Linked DNA regions of Homo sapiens: region 1 is linked to region 2. A link is a contact called in ENCODE Hi-C or POLR2A ChIA-PET data. All regions are on one chromosome and are shown on one strand. Each heading gives the region's core, a stretch centred on a gene start or an enhancer-like site at or near the end of the contact. The rest is flanking DNA. Distances are from core to core; before and after follow the strand shown. Region 1 has its middle 38 kb from the start of ASMER1. Region 2 overlaps ASMER1 (adipocyte associated metabolic related lncRNA 1).

The links. Hi-C counts contacts between places; a loop is a spot of excess contacts on that map. ChIA-PET counts read pairs that join two places held with the same protein, here RNA polymerase II (POLR2A). Pooled maps may share reads with other maps.
Region 1: a loop to region 2 is called in a map of mammary epithelial cell, with 2.9 times the contacts of the local background. The contact joins two enhancer-like sites. A Hi-C loop is called at or near these places in 12 of 168 maps with a recorded cell type or tissue (Caco-2, Calu3, HepG2 and 9 more), 1 of 37 single-sample maps with no recorded cell type and 7 of 50 pooled maps. POLR2A ChIA-PET finds 5 or more read pairs at or near these places in 2 of 52 experiments (BJ and HepG2).

The regions. Positions count from the first base shown.
Region 1 is chr21:14,955,659-14,958,358 of GRCh38, forward strand. No RefSeq gene overlaps it. Among named protein-coding and RNA genes, the nearest start is that of ASMER1, 38 kb to the left of the region's middle. Within about 2 kb of position 1,318, at least 2 of the 41 ENCODE cell types and tissues checked have a DNase peak (open chromatin) inside an H3K27ac peak, as active enhancers do; they include PC-3, where a contact is called at or near this core.
Region 2 is chr21:14,863,409-14,866,108 of GRCh38, forward strand. The region is part of intron 1 of ASMER1 (adipocyte associated metabolic related lncRNA 1); the gene reads right to left. Among named protein-coding and RNA genes, the nearest start is that of ASMER1, 54 kb to the right of the region's middle. RefSeq lists an enhancer at 1,270-1,319. Within about 2 kb of position 1,409, at least 16 of the 41 ENCODE cell types and tissues checked have a DNase peak (open chromatin) inside an H3K27ac peak, as active enhancers do; they include PC-3, where a contact is called at or near this core.

The DNA of each region.
Region 1 (2,700 bases), core at 68-2,567, 92 kb after region 2:
CGAATCACCAAAAACCTGGTGGTTTGGTCTTCATAGATAAGTTGCCACCCTCAAAGCCCTCTACTGAAGGCGCACTCATGCTACGTGCCAAGTTCATAAGTGACACTGGTTTCTTGCATTTCCATACCGCCACGGACCCGGATTTCCTTGGGGATCTGAAATAGCCTAATGCTAATTCCAGCTTCTATGCTGGTGAGGGTATTATCAGCAAGGAATTAGTTGAACCATACTCAGCAGGAGAGTATATTCTCTGCTATGATTGATTCTGGATAGTTCAGAAGAATGCAATCCTATGAAACATGATATATTCATTGGCTAATTTTCAGGACAGACCATGAATTCTGATCCCAGGCTCACCGCAGTACTATCGTCAGCTTCCCTGATAAAAGCAAAGCTTCTGAGATGCTCTTGCTATTGTTTGGAGGAAGGTATGGTTCAGCAGGTAATTAGGTTTTTATTGGCAAAATCTGCAAAGTTCCCATTCTCGTTTTAAGAACCAGTTTCTCTTATCAGGACTTTCCTAGTAGAGATCATATTTCTGCAGGAGATTTGAGAAGGCAGAAGGGAGAATGTCTGACCTGGCCCAGATAGATCATGAGCCCTAGGCTAGAGGTGACTAGGGAGGCTGGGACTTGCCTCAGGGACGTGGTTGCGCCCCTACATTATACATTACTTAGTTTCCTTCCAGACAGGGAGGGGAGCCTTTCATTTTTTTGTTTGAGATCACCTTTCATTCATTCTCTCATTTGGCATACATTTGTTGAGTAACTGCTATGTATCAAGATATGAACCAGGTGGCTCATGCCTGTAATTCTAGCACTTTGGGAGGCTGAGGTGGGCAGATCACTTGAGGTCAGAGACGGGCATGGTGGTGCACGCCTGTAATCCCAGCTACTGGAGGGGCTGAGGCAGGAGACGGGCTTGAACCCGGGAGGCGGAAGTTGCAGTGAGCCAAGATCGCACCACTGCACTCCAGCCTAGGGGACAGAGCAAGTCTCTTTCTCAAAAAGAAAAAAAAAAAAAAAGAGATATATACTGGGCACTCACTGAATGTAAGATTAAGAAGATACACTTTATTGTCTTTAAAAGGAATGCAAAGTTACAAAGTATGTTGTTAACCATTGTAATAAGTGCAATAAGCATTTGGTATTGCAAAGGGCTGAGAAACACACTCCGTCCTACAATAGTGAATTAGGGAGGGAGGGCTTCTTTGAGGAAGTAAATGTGTTAAAGTTTTAAAGATGAATAGTTTACTAGGTTCAGAATGAGCAAAGGAAGGAGGTATTTTAGGCAGAGAATGTTACGTGACTGAAGGCACTGATGCCAAGAAAGCAGGAGCACTCAGGAAATAGTGAGTTCTTATTTGGGAATGTTTGAATATGGAATGATTGGTGATGATGCACAGAATGCTGTTAGAGGGTAGGAGAACGAGTTGAAAAGGTGAAAATGCAGGCAGAGCCAGAAGTCTAAGGAGCTTGGAGGACACAGAATTAACCCCATGGGCTCACACTGGACACTAGTAGTTGTATCACTTTTGTTCGGCTAACACATGGATTTTTCTTGTTTTAAAAATATTTGAACTAGAATAACTTTACCTCCTCCATTTAAGGTAGAGCCACCCCTTCCTACAGTATTCCACCAGAAGCCTTACATTCTTTACTACTCCCCCAGGCCCCTAAAGACAAGTGAGTGTGCAATTTCATGAGCAATAAAAAGTCACCAGAGGATTTTAGGCAGATTTAACAGATTTGTATTTTAGAATGATTGCTCTAGCAATAGTGGCTATTATCACAACTGGGAAGGGGAAGCAGGCCCAAGTAGATGCTAGAGCAATAACTGAGGTGAGACATGATAACGCTCTGGGTTAAGGCAAAAGATATGGGTTGTAAGCTACAGATTAGGAAAGTCTTCAAAAAGTGGCTAGCGTAAGAAGAATCTGCTGAGGACCAACATTTTTAGAAATAAGCAAATTCCCAACAAAGGGATAGAAGAACAAACTGGGGAGAATGGCTGTATACTGAATTCAAGATTGGGGCATGTTGAAATTTAGCTAATAGGTTGACAAGCTGGATATTCATGAGTGGTAGGAAACAGAAGACAACTAGACAATTAGAAGGAACTTGGAATACAGTATGAGGTGCTTGAAGACATAGGGATGGCTGTTTCTGCTCAAGATGTAATGAAGGAAGAGACAGCTGTAAGGCAGAATATCGGCAGTTATGGGAAAATAAATCTGTTATGAGACCAGATGAAATTAGCATTAAGAAGAGAACTAGGAGACACTGGGTTGTGAAAACCAAAGAGAAAAATGGGTCAATGGCTTGCCCAGGCCAGAAATGCAAGTAGAAGGAGTTGCTGCTTCTGACTCAGGCCTGCCTGTTTTCTGAGTGATTTTTGATTGCTACACTCTTGGTATATATCATCTATAATAGTCAAAGTAGGCCAGAACTTCACCCTTAAGCATCTCAGTCTCCCCAGAACAGGCCTTTCCAGAGTGAACTACAAGCAGGAAATCTCCCCTTCAGAGGGCTGTCTATTCTTTGGCAGGTAGACCTGACTTTAGTAGTAAAGGCACAAAATTCTCTGGGATGCAAGCAATTCCAAAGGGATCTAAAAGACCATCCCTGCTGCTTACTTTGGAAAGATTATCATGATTATCTTTATTAGCACAGAACTATGTAAAGTGAGGTAGATTTTATT
Region 2 (2,700 bases), core at 159-2,658:
GAAAATTAAGGGGACTACACATAGCAAAAATCCCGAGGCTGTGTTTGTTTCACGCTGTTACTTGAATCTATGATGAAATCATTTCCTAGGCTTATTCTTTAGAAAATAAAACTCCTTAGGGCAGACTGACCCGAGTTGCACAGGAATGTAAATAAAAATGATTATTTCTCTCTTTACATAAGACAAATATTTTACTACATTGTGTACTATAATAATCTTTCTCATGGCCAACACAGAAATATTAGCATCTACCAAATATGGTTAAATCCTCAAAGCCTACTTATAAAGCAAAAGCAGCACTGGAAATTGACATCACTTACATTTAGTCACATTTTCAAAAGAGCATGATTAATGAAACAGAAGTGTTCTCATGGAGCGTGTGCACCATGTGCTAGTGACAGTTATATCAGAACGAACTACATGTAGCATTTATCTTCCTTTTGCTCTGGTATCTCCCGAGTGAAACGCTTGGGTGTGTATGAAAAGCATAGGGAGAATGACAACTCATTTGGTATTGACTTGGCCTTTGTCCCAGCTCTCTCTTACATCATCAACCCCTTCCTCATCTCTGCTGTCACTGACTTTGAGAAAGCACATGGTTCAGCCATTTGACATCCTCTCTGTAAGACCAGGGATGAGTCTGCTATGCGTAGCTCTGTTTATTAAAACCTCAATTTTAAGAAGGTTACCATTCTACATAAAACCCTTGACCTCTCAGAGTTAGTGGTATGAGCCTAAAAGTTGCCAGGACATGCTAAACTTTTCCTGAGAAAGAGTCCAGTCAACAATTTTATGACAATCCTTCTGACCTGAGCTTTGCTTAATACCATCAAATAAGTCACAGGACAGTCAGGAGATTGGAAATGTATCACTTGATGAGGTTTTTCAGATTGATAACACGAGGGTAAGCAACTGTGTCATCCAGGAGGCTCCAAAGTCCAGGGTCCATTCAGGGCCAACTACAGCAGTGCCCCTTCCTAAGTCCAGGCCATTCACACCAACCGAAGCCCAGCAGGGGGCAGCTTCCCAAAGCTAAATCTAAAAAGACCATAGCCAGCCCAGCTGAAAGTCCCAGGAAAAGGCAATGTTGCCTAACAGTCATGAGACAGCTGGAAAAGTCCCTGCACCTGACACACACTGTTACAGACAGTGCTGCCTCATAGACGTGTAGAAGGCACATCAGGGAGAGTGTCGGGGTCAGGCCAGAAACTTCACATTAAATCAGGGAGGATTTGTTTGGGGCTCACATTTAGACAGAGAACAAAGACTTCTCTGTCATTTTTGTAGTTTTGTTCATTTGTATTTGAAAATAGCAGTTCTCTCTCTGGCCTGACTGCATCCCTTTGATGGTAACTGAAGCTTTCCATTGCAGCGGTGCTCCTGACGGGGGCGACATTGAACCTGCTCAGGGCTCAGGGCTCCTCTTCCCGGCTCTGTGGCCTCCCCGAACATGAGTAACACTATGGCCTGCAAAGATAGGACTTAATTGTCCTTAAAAGGAAAAATGCCTGCATGACCAGAGTTGGACCAAGCCAGAACAGGAGCCCCTGAGAAGTGCTAGGTACATTTTTAACAGTTCCTGTTTACTTTCCATAGGAGATTATGAGAAGAACACAAGAGCACATTTATAAGTAGTTTTCATGATTCATGTTATCACTGAAACCAGATGCTATTCTGAATCAAACAACCCTGAAGTGATGTGCAATTCTAATATCTGCTTAATTAATCAAAATATTCATTAATACGTAAGAAAACACATTCTGTTTGTGTTTTAGAGTACACATTTATCACATGCTCATAAATACTTAAATACAGGAGGTATGCTTGGCAGATAAATTATTAACTTTTCAGAGATCTGCAGATTTTAGAAAGTTTTGGGGGGAAATTAAATTTTAATAAAACAGCATTTTACTTAATTACAGAAAAATCAAATAAAATTATTTTCTAGATTCTGAAAGAAAAACAAATAGATTATAAACTGTAAATGCCCTTTGTCTTATGATAACCTTGCTAGCTTTAGTAATTGTATAATATTATGAACCTTGGGAAACAGTGCAAAGCATCAAAAATCTTATATTAACATATATATTGACTCTAATAAACCTATATCTGTATTAGTGTTTAATATTGATTAAAATTGCTTATAAGTTTATATTAATAGGAAATACATCCTGATTTAGTAGGATTTTAATAACTACAATCATGTATTGCTTAACGATGGGAATATGTTCTGATAAATGCATCAGTAGGCAATTTCATCATGTGAACATCAATATCATGGTGTACTTACACAAACCTAGATGGTATAGCCTACTGCTTCTAAACTACATACCTGTACAGCATGTTACTGTATGTAGATGACTGTAACACAATGGAAAGTATTTATGCATCTCAACATAGAAAAGATACGGTAAAAATATGGTATTATAATCTTATGGAACCATCATCATATATGCAGTCTATTCACTAAAATGTCATTTTGCGTGATAAGGGCATTTACTCCAATATTGCTTTATTAGATTGGCATCCTTGCTGACTCAAGACCCTTTCCTTATGTACTGATGACCACCTATTGATTCTCAGAAAGTCTTATATTCTCACTCTTGTGCCACCCTCAGTTATTTCCCTCTGCCTTTCACAGCTAACTGTCCACTTCACACCACTAATCAACTGCTGTGAACTTGGCTTTTACCTTGATCT